2 separate regions of the Homo sapiens genome follow, and region 2 is linked to region 1. A link is a contact called in ENCODE Hi-C data. All regions are on one chromosome and are shown on one strand. The core of a region is the stretch at or near the end of the contact, and the rest is flanking DNA. Distances in the headings are between cores, read along the strand shown. Region 1 overlaps ARHGEF12 (Rho guanine nucleotide exchange factor 12). Region 2 overlaps TBCEL-TECTA (TBCEL-TECTA readthrough).

The links. Hi-C counts contacts between places; a loop is a spot of excess contacts on that map. Pooled maps may share reads with other maps.
Region 2: a pooled map shows a loop between it and region 1 (2.4-fold over the local background). The contact joins two enhancer-like sites. A Hi-C loop is called at or near these places in 2 of 37 single-sample maps with no recorded cell type and 5 of 50 pooled maps.

The regions. Positions count from the first base shown.
Region 1 is chr11:120,340,719-120,345,993 of GRCh38, reverse strand. All of the region lies in intron 1 of ARHGEF12 (Rho guanine nucleotide exchange factor 12), which reads right to left. Among named protein-coding and RNA genes, the nearest start is that of ARHGEF12, 6.9 kb to the right of the region's middle. Within about 2 kb of position 1,458, at least 3 of the 41 ENCODE cell types and tissues checked have a DNase peak (open chromatin) inside an H3K27ac peak, as active enhancers do.
Region 2 is chr11:121,067,189-121,072,095 of GRCh38, reverse strand. The region is part of intron 7 of TBCEL-TECTA (TBCEL-TECTA readthrough); the gene reads right to left. The region is part of intron 8 of TBCEL (tubulin folding cofactor E like); the gene reads right to left. Among named protein-coding and RNA genes, the nearest start is that of TECTA, 32 kb to the left of the region's middle. RefSeq lists a cis regulatory region at 4,501-4,514 and an enhancer at 4,435-4,579. Within about 2 kb of position 3,160, at least 3 of the 41 ENCODE cell types and tissues checked have a DNase peak (open chromatin) inside an H3K27ac peak, as active enhancers do.

The DNA.
Region 1 (5,275 bases), core at 209-2,708:
CCTGAGCAGCAACATCTGGGTAGTTGGATCATTTGGGCCATTTATTTTTCTTCCTTCTGCTTTTCAGTATTAAAAAATAAAAATATAATAAGGCTACCGATAATTACTTAAAAATGAATAAGAACTATTCTTATACCCTTGAAGAACTCACGTATTAGCTAACAATTTAGCTTTAAATAAAGCCTTCCCCCATTCATTGTTAATTTTTTTAACGTCCAAGGCTAAATACTGTATATATATATATATTTAGGAGTATGACATACGCCATTTCGTTTTTTTTTTTTTTTTTTTTGAGACGGAGTCTCGCTCTGTGCCCAGGCTGGAGTGCAGTGGCGCGATCTCGGCTCACTGCAAGCTCCACCTCCTGGGTTCATGCCATTCTCCTGCCTCAGCCTCCCCAGCAGCTGGGACTACAGGCACCCGCCACCACACTCGGCTAATTTTTTCTATTTTTAGCAGAGACGGGGTTTCACCGTGTTAGCCAGAATGGTCTTGATCTCCTGACCTCCTGAACCGCCCACCTCGGTCTCCCAAAGTGCTGGGATTACAGGCGTGAGCCACTACGCCCGGCCTGTTATATGCATTTCTATCAGTTTGCTCACTTTCAGGTTTCAGCAAAGCAATATAGTGTTTTGTATATGGATGGTACAGTTACTAATCTCAAAGGAAATTCTCACAATTTCATTATTTTAGTATGCCAGTTAAATTGGCAAAGAGGTTTGCTCTAGTTACAGTTGTTCAAGGGAGAGAATACAGTCATGGGTTCTTAGTTTCTGTTTCTGGATGGGCCAGTAAAGCCCCTTCCTCATCCCTCTTTCCGTTTTATCACTAGAGACAGAAACTAAAAACCATGGCTTCAGGCTGCTGAAAGCCTAAAACAAAACAAAACAGAAGAACAACAGCAAAATAAGGCAGGTTGGACAAGCTTGCTAGGTGTTAAGTTTGGTAAATATGCCTTAACCAGTACTAGAGCAAGGAATCTATTAAGGAAACTCTTCTAGGGTAAAATCATAAAGGAGCATTGAAAGAAAGGAAAAAAAGGGGAAAAATTCTAATCATGACTCTTGTGGTGATAAAACAACACTTGAATGGTTACAGAAATCAAGTTTAATAGAGTAACACTTTACTACATGAACAAGTTTTAACTTCAAGAGAGCAATATCTGAACATAGCAGTAACCTGCAAATGACTAAGAACATGTCTGTACTTTTCATCCTAAGATCTCAAAGCACTTCACAAACATTCATTTAACTCTCATATCACCTGAGAAGTAGTGATATAATAATACATCATTATAACCATCTATCCTGCCAATACAAAATATTTAAATACCTCTTCAGCAGCACTTGCCCTAAGAAGGTCTTGCTAAACAGCCAATAAAACAGGAAATAGGCTGACAGTGCATATGCCACCAACAATCTCTGAAAAGATCAGACCTTCACCCACAAGAACCACTTCCTCTCAGTAAACCACAGAGACTGTACTGGGCAAACCACAACATATCGGCTTGTGTCTGGAACATAGGCAGATAACCCATCTAAAATCTATGGAAGGGTATGTCTAAGCACCTTCACAGGATTTCTTGTGTTAGCAAGTGTATTTGGGGTATCTGTTACTCTTCTGGATAACATATAGCCACTTTCTGCATTACAAGATCAATTTCAGGTATCATTCCTTCAGAGGCTGATGAAGTCTCCAGTTTTTTTTTTTTTTTTTTTTTTTTTTTTTGAGACGGAGTCTTGCTCTGTCATCCAGGTAGGAGTGCAGTGGTGCAATCTTGGCTAACTGCAACCTCCGCCTCCCGGGTTCAAGTGATTCTCCTGTCTTAGCCTCCCGAGTAGCTGGGATTACAGGCATGTGCCACCTGGTCCGGCTCATTTTTGTATTTTTAATAGAGACAGGGTTTCACCATGCTGACCAGGCTAGTCTTGAACTCTTGACCTCAAGTGATCCGCCCACCTCAGCCTTCCAAAGTGCTGGGATTTACAGGCATGAGCCACCGCGCCTGGCCAGTTTTTCTACAACAAAATAATCTACATTTTTTTGAATCCATAAAAGATCTACAAAGTCCTCTTTGATCTTTTGAGTATATGAATGTAAAATCAACATTTATATGTAATATTTGACAAAAACTGTAGTATCAGAGTGTACCTTTAAATGACTCTAATGTGTTATATAACACCAAAAGAAAAAGCAGTGTGACAAGCAGCTAATTGAAAGCATTAACTAAAACCAGGCTCTCTTATATAGTTCCAATTTCTGCATGAATTGTTACTTGCAGTCCAAGACAGGAAACCTACTTTTCATTGGCCAGTAGATTTGCTTGTCTCTAGACACTGAGAAGCCACCCAGGCCTGTCATGTGACTGTGATCTCAAAAACCAGGACTCAGCATTTGAATTAGTAAAAGATCCTGTTTCGGTATGAATCTAAACTGCATTGGTGCATGCTAATTCAAGAGGTAAAGTTAGTGTATTTTTTCTTTTACTAAAAGTCGACACTATATACTCATGCAATTTAGGCACAGCCTCTGACCAGGCACTAGCTTCATAGGCTTCTATTGGAGTTAGAAGCTGTCTTATAGCGGTCTTCCCTATATGACTATCTTGATGATTCCAGATATTCTAAGTTGAAAAAGTAAAATGCTCTAAATTTGGCATGTTTGCAAATTTTAGTATTACCAAAATACAAAATATTAATATTAGCAAAATACAAAACAAGGACATCTATCTCAATAATTTGAAACTAAAATAGTACTAAAGAAAATATGCTAATAAAGTATTCAAAAGGTCTACAGTCTTACAGATTTTATAATAATCTAAATATGCACTTTTTCTGTTACACTGTCTTGTCATTAACAATTCTTGTAAATACAACAGCAAGAAAGTAAAATATTTCAATTTTCACAATATCCATTTTACTGAAAAAAAAAATACTGCTAAGCATTGTTATTTCACTAACATGTGGAAATAAGAGGAGACAAAACAATAAGGTAAAAATAAACCAAACATCGAGGAATGTTTTGACCTACAATTTAAGATAACGAACTGAAAAACCACTGGAAAAAATAAGAAACAACTTCCTGATGTATTTCATCATATTGCAACAAGATGATTTTCCATCAAAGGTGGCTAACATTATTTCTATACCCTACCCTTTTGTCATAGAATTGATAACATTTGTTACATTGAGGGTACTCATATTTGAAAGAATCGCTTTGTAAAAAAGCCTTTTAGAACATGAGTAATTGCTTAATTAGTTGATTTGGTAATCATGCTGTTTGTATAAATTTGTTTCATTTGACTGTGACATATCTCATATCCATCCTAAAGACTATCTAAAATAAAAGTGAATCAAAATGACCTTGAGAATCTCTTTACCCATATTTTTGCAGTAGGAGAGCAACTGAGAAAAAGCTAATGAAATATTAAGATAAGCTGATTTTTAGACAATGGATCAACAGAAAGCATACAGCTTGGCTAAGCAAAGAGTAAGGGAAGGGGACCGGAAAGGATAATGAATAACCGTCTGAAACATTTAGAATCATACAAACATAAAATGGGAGGAGAGCATTATTTAGCCTGGTACAGCAAGTACATACAAGTAACAGGACAACTTAAAAGAAAAGTTAGACGTAAAGATCAGGAAAAACTTCCTGACAGCAAGATCTATCAGACTGTGCTTCAGTCTCCTGAGGAAGTGACAAAAGCTTTATCCTCAAGAGATATTTAAAATTAGAATGGGTAAGGTACTAGAAACTATGCTGTAAGAGAAAAATCCAACTGACTTCATCAAGCTGGAGAGTTACTAAAGGAAAATAGCACAGAAAAATACAGTACAAAGAAAGACAATAATTTAAAATGAAAAAAAACAATGGGGGACTTGAGAGCCAGAAAATCTAGGTTAAAATCTTGGGTCTGCCCTTTCTAGTTTTATAATCTTGACTTAAAATCTTGACTTAAACTGTATGAATTAGCTTAAAGTGTAAATGACAGAAGCATGATCTGCCCTGTACTGAACTGAAAATATTGTAAATGTTAAAGAATTATACTACCACAGGATATCATTACCTACATGATGGTATTTTACTCAAAAGAAGGCAAAAATATAATTTTGTTGATTTAAAAATTTTAACTCACATGGCACTATTTTGAAAACCTGTAATTATTATAAGGGAAAGGAGCATGTCTTCAAATAAAGCTCAGGAACATCATCAAAACCAAGTTTTAACAGAAAAGACCAAAAGAAGTTAAGCTACTATTCTTGAAAATGTGTCATGGTCAATTTCTAGGAAACAAGCAAGTATATAAGAAACATTTCTAATAATGTCAGACAACCATGATGCAAAAGAGTCCCTTCAATTACCTCTGGGAACCAGTATGTTATCTTGCTGTTTCTGTGACCCGTATCAGTTTGGGAAGCAATTCATACCCACCACTGGATGACATTTAGAAGAGGCAACCACATATGTACAATGAAATATTTTCCAACTGTTTTCCCTGGAATCGCAATGCTCCACAGAAACATATGTAAAATTCACCATTTATGGATTCCATGAATGTTTGCCTCAAATTTCATTTTTTAAACTGAAAACTCAAACTTAGTTAAAAAACAACAACAGCAACAACAAAAAAAACCACTGGGCTCGGTGGCTCAAGCCTGTAATCCCGGCACTTTGGGAGGCCGAGACGGGTGGATCACCTAAGGTCAGGAGTTCAAGACCAGCCTGGCCAATATGGTGAAACCCCGTCTCTACTAAAAATACAAAAATTAGCCAGGCGTGGTGGTGGGTGCCTGTAATCCCAGCTACTCAGGAGGCTGAGGCAGGAGAACCGCTTGAACCTGGGAGGCGGAGGTTGCAGTGAGGGGATCACGCCACTGCACTCCACCGTGGGTGACAGAGCAAGACTCAAAAAAGAAAAAAACCTACATGTTAACTCGATGGTATATACATGTTAACAACCGGAAACCACCAATGTGTTAAGTGGTATTCCAAGGTTAACATATTTTTGTAATGATTTCAAATAAAGCTTCTCTTGTCACCTTACTGAATATGAACATCATATAAATGTACCATTAATCAGGAAGACTACAACACTGTACTTTCAAAAAAAGTTACTTTAGATTCTGCATGTTGACTCATGTAAAACTGTACAAGTGAATGTACTATTGCATACCTTTATGACTCAAGATTTTATACTGAACTAAAAAGGCAAAGATAAAACTGAATACAAAACTAACACTGTGATCTTTGGCCCCCATTTCAATTTTGTATT
Region 2 (4,907 bases), core at 1,911-4,410, 720 kb before region 1:
TAAGCAACAGGGAAAGCTAACATTTCAGAGGCTCTCCATGGTGCACGAAGGAGAATGCCCCTTTTGTTTCTCCTCAGACTCACGGCTGAATGTGAGGAGTGCTAGGAGTGCTGTGTCACGGCCCTTGTCAGAGGATGATGGAGCATGGCAATATGGAGAACCCCAGGAGACTCATGTCCAGTATAGAAATGTTCCTTCACAACAGCAGGTCCTCTGTCTGGAAGGAATATGAGGTAACGGACACAGCACACTAAGATTTCTCCAGCATCCAAGACAAAATAAGCCTTCATTGAGGTGGTGTCCAAATACAGGCTGCTGCCTGCTCTCACAATAACATGGAGATACAATCAGCTCTATTTAGAAAAGCCATTAGTCTTAAGCAGGGAAAAACATACTCTCCATATTTTAAAAAGCATACCACTAATGACAATCAAATCAGCATTTGAGGAATTCCTAATGTAATCCTTGCCATCATAAAGGATTTCCCAGGACATAGTTTAGGGATTACTTGGGACAAACAGAAAATAAGGTACCAAAGAAAAGAAAAGGCAAAGAAAAGCCTCTAAGAAAACCTGTTTCTGGCATTGCCACCGTCTCTGACAATGGTACTTCCTCTTTCCATCAAATAATTGTTCACTGGAGCTATTTTAAGACTCCTCCTTATGATAAGCAAAATTTTAAAGTCTGAAAAGGCACCCTAAATCAATGCATTTACTTCCTACCACTGCCCTCAAAAACAAAAAGAAATCATTGAGTTCCCAAAGATACATGATATGCTGACTTCTAAAAGTTGCATTTTTTTTCTCTTTAAAATTAAAGAGGATGACTGTGTATTAGGTAAGCACTAAAGAAGCAATTTAGATTCAATCTATCAGAGGAAATGGAGAGAGAAAGTAAACACAAAATGAAGGGAACACTGAAAAATACAAGCAATGTGGATAGACATCTGATCAAGGGCAAGGCAAAAATAATAAACATGTACACTTGACTATGTGCCAGACCCACAAACATGGAGGTTTCTTTCTCTCTAAATGATATTTCTATACCCTCAGAGAAATCAGGGCTATAAATACCAGACAACAAGTACAACTTCACGATGTGTTTTCTGAGGACCAGTTCAAATTCTAGAGTGAAATTCAGTCTTAATACACATAATCTCTCTAAAAAGACATAAGCAATCTCCACCACACATATCCTCCTTTACTAGTCTCAGTTTTTAAGTCTCTGGGTCTCTCTCAGCTGCTGCCTTTTTTTTTTTTTTAAATACTTTAAGGTCTAGGGTACATGTGCACAACGTGCAAACATGTGCCATGTTGGTGTGCTGCACCCATTAACTTGTCATTTATATTAGGTATTTCTCCTAATGCTATCCCTCCCCCCTCCCCGAATCCCACAACAGGCCCCCGTGTGTGATGTTCCCTGCCCTGTGTCCAAGTGTTCTGATTGTTCAATTCCCACTTATGAGTGAGAACATGCGCTGTTTGGTTTTCTGTCCTTGCGATAGTTTGCTAAGAATGATGGTTTCCAGCTTCATCCAAGTCCCTACAAAGGACATGAACTCATCCTTTTTTATGGCTGCATAGTATTCCATGGTGTATATGTGCCACATTTTCTTAATCCAGTCTATCACTGATGGACATTTGGATTGGTTCCAAGTCTTTGCTATCGTGAACAGTGCCACAATAAACATACATGTGCATGTGTCTTTATAGTAGCATGATTTATAATCCTTTGGGTATATACCCAGTAATGGGATCACTGGGTCAAATGGTATTTCTAGTTCTAGATCCTTGAGGAATCGCCACACTGTCTTCCACAATGGTTGAACTAGTTTACACTCCCACCAAGTATGGAAAAGTGTTCCTATTTCTCCACATCCTCTCCAGCACCTGTTGTTTCCTGACTTTTTAATGATCGCCATTCTAACTGGTGTGAGATGGTATCTCATTGTGGTTTTGATTTGCATTTCTCTGATGGCCAGTGATGATGAGCATTTTTTCATGTGTCTTTTGGCTGCATAAATGTCTTCTTTTGAGAAGTGTCTGTTCATATCTTTTGCCCACTTTTTGATGGGGTTGATTTTTTCTTGTAAATTTGTTCAGCTTCTTCTTCTATATACAAACCAAAATCTCTCCACTTAACTTCCCAACTTGAAACCTTTCAATGGTTTCCCACTGTCTATAAGAATAAGCCCTACTGTCCGAGCACAGCATACCAAAGTCTTTCACGGACTGCCCTGTTTCCTACCTTCCTCCCCAGCATAATATGTATCATTACTTCCCAGTTATTAACTACTTTTTTTTTTTCAGACAGTCTAGCTTTGTCGCCCAGGCTGGAGTGCAGCGGCACAATCTTGGCTCACTACAACCTCTGCCTCCCAGGTTCAAGTGATTATCCTGCCTCAGTCTCTCCAGTAGCTGAGACTACAGGCATGCACCACCACGCCTGACTAATTTTTTGTATTTTTAGTAGAAATGGGGTTTCACCATGTTGGCCAGGCAGGTCTCGAACTCCTAACTTCAAGTGATCCACCCACCTCGGCCTCCCAAAGTGCTGGGATTACAGGAGTGAGCCACTGTGCCCAGCTCCCACTTACTACTTTTCACTAGTCATATCAAATTGTTGTAGTTCACTGCACATAAAGACATTTCATACCTCTGTACCTTTACTTCCCATGTACTCACATCTGTCTAGAATATTCTTCCCTCATCGTCACCAGATTAACTCAATCATTTTCCAGGAAAGTACCCTCTTCCAGCAGACCTAAGTCCTCCTTAGTGTTCTCAGAGTATAAAGCGAATATTCAATCATCTTACTGAACAGTTGCTATACTGCCAGGCACCGCTCTAGGCACTGGGGAGATGGCAAGGTACAAAACAGAAACAGTCCCTACTCCTATAGAGCTTACAGTACCATGGGGGGAGATTGACAATATACAAGAAATGTAACTCAGGTGTTGATAAGTGACAAGAAAAATATTAACAAAAGGAGGTTAAGAGAATTATAGGAGACAGAGGTGTGCTATTTTAGACTGGGTGAGGAGAGAAGGAATCTCGGATAAGGTGTCAGCGAGGGAGAGAATGAAGCAGGTAGCCTGGTGCATTCTCAACAGGGAACAAAGTGCAAAGGCCTGAGGAGGGAGTGTGCTTGAAGTGTGTCAGGAACAGTAAGGACAGTTTCTGTTTTTTGTCTGTTTTTTTTTTTTTTTTGAGACGGAGCCTTGCTCTGTCACCCAGGCTGCAGTGCAGTGGTGTGATCTCAGCTCACCGCAACCTCCGCCTCTCGGGTTCAAGTGATTCTCCTCCCTCAGCCTCCAGAGTAGCTGGGATTACAGGTATGCACTACCATGCCTAAGTAATTTTTTTTGTATTTTTAGTAGAGACAGGGTCTCTCCATGTTGGTCAAGCTGGTCTTGAACTCCCGACCTCAGATGATCTGCACACCTTGGCCTCCCTAAGTGGTGGGATTACAGGCATGAGCCACTGCGCCCAGCCTCTGTTGTTTTTTTAAAAATCAACTTGAGTTCTTAGAAACAGGCTGCTATGAGATGCACGGGCCTTAAGGGAGCAAGGGTGGACTCAGGGAGACTGGTCAGTAGGCTACTACAATAACACAAGTAAGATATGATGAAGGATTTGGACTAAAATGATAGGAAGCAGTAGTCAGATTCTATACATAGGTTTTGAAAGTAGAACTGAAAGAAAAAAAAAACAGACCAGATGTGGGGTGTGGGAGAAAAAAAATCAAGAATGACTCCAGTGTTTTTTCCCTGAGCAACTGGAATAATTGAAAAAAGGAGAAAAACTGGCAGAGCAGTAGCTATGGCACAGGGGGCTAGGGGTGAGGGAGGCAGGGTAAGGGAAAAGGGAGGGTATCGAAAGTTGAGTTTTGGACACACTAGGTTTAAACATCCAGGCAGAGGCATCAAGCAGGCAGCTGGAAAGCGCCGTCTGGAATTTAGAGGCAGATCACAGCTGCATGTATACATCTGGCAGTTATCAGAATACAGAAAGCACTGAAAGCCTCGGGACTGGCTAAAAGTGTGTGGGGGATGAGTACAGAAGAGAAGAGGTCCAAGGACTAAGTCCTGGGGTAACTCAAGTTTTAGAGGTTGGGAACATGAAGAGGGCCCAGCAAAGGAAATATATCTCTAGCTTAGCTTCTTGAGAGTAGACACTACTGTTTTTGTCTCTTTATCTCTAGCTTGAAGCCCAGTGCCTCTTGGTCCTTAGTAGGTATTCAGTAAATAAATTAAACTGTCCTTTGAAACCCAGCTAGAATCTAGAGTTATTTCCTAGAAGTTCTCCTGGTAAGGCCTGAGAGTCTAATAACTGAAATATGACCAGCCCAGTAAGGACATCTTTCCAGCTACCTGCAGTACACACTGAACTTATCTGGAAACAGCATATCACACCACTGCTATATAAGCCACTAAGAAACACGGCACAGATGACGGCTTTAAAAGAAAAGAGTCCATTGACTGGAAAAGCAAACAGTATGATGGTCAAAGGCCAAGAATCAGAAAACAGAGATTTTTCCTCTTCTCTTGTTTCACAAAGTAAATAAACATGAGACATATGGCTGATTGCTCAGTTTTTTGTTAGTCCATTATTGCCATAAGCAGCTAGAGCAGAGAGGCTAAACTTCCAGCTCTACCTATCAGAAGGCAATAAAAAGGATAATTGAGCACCTGTAAGAAATTATAAAGCTCTTAATAAGTATGTCTCCCTTCAGTCTCCTAAACATTTTACTCTTTTCATCATAAAAATTCAAATGATTCAGATTTTGCATTTCATCCTGGGATAGGAAAACAGGTATGTGAATCTCTGGATCCTCTTTAAAGTCTTTTATTGCCAAAATGACTAATCACATAGAAACAGATGTGTGTAAATAATCCAACTGACACA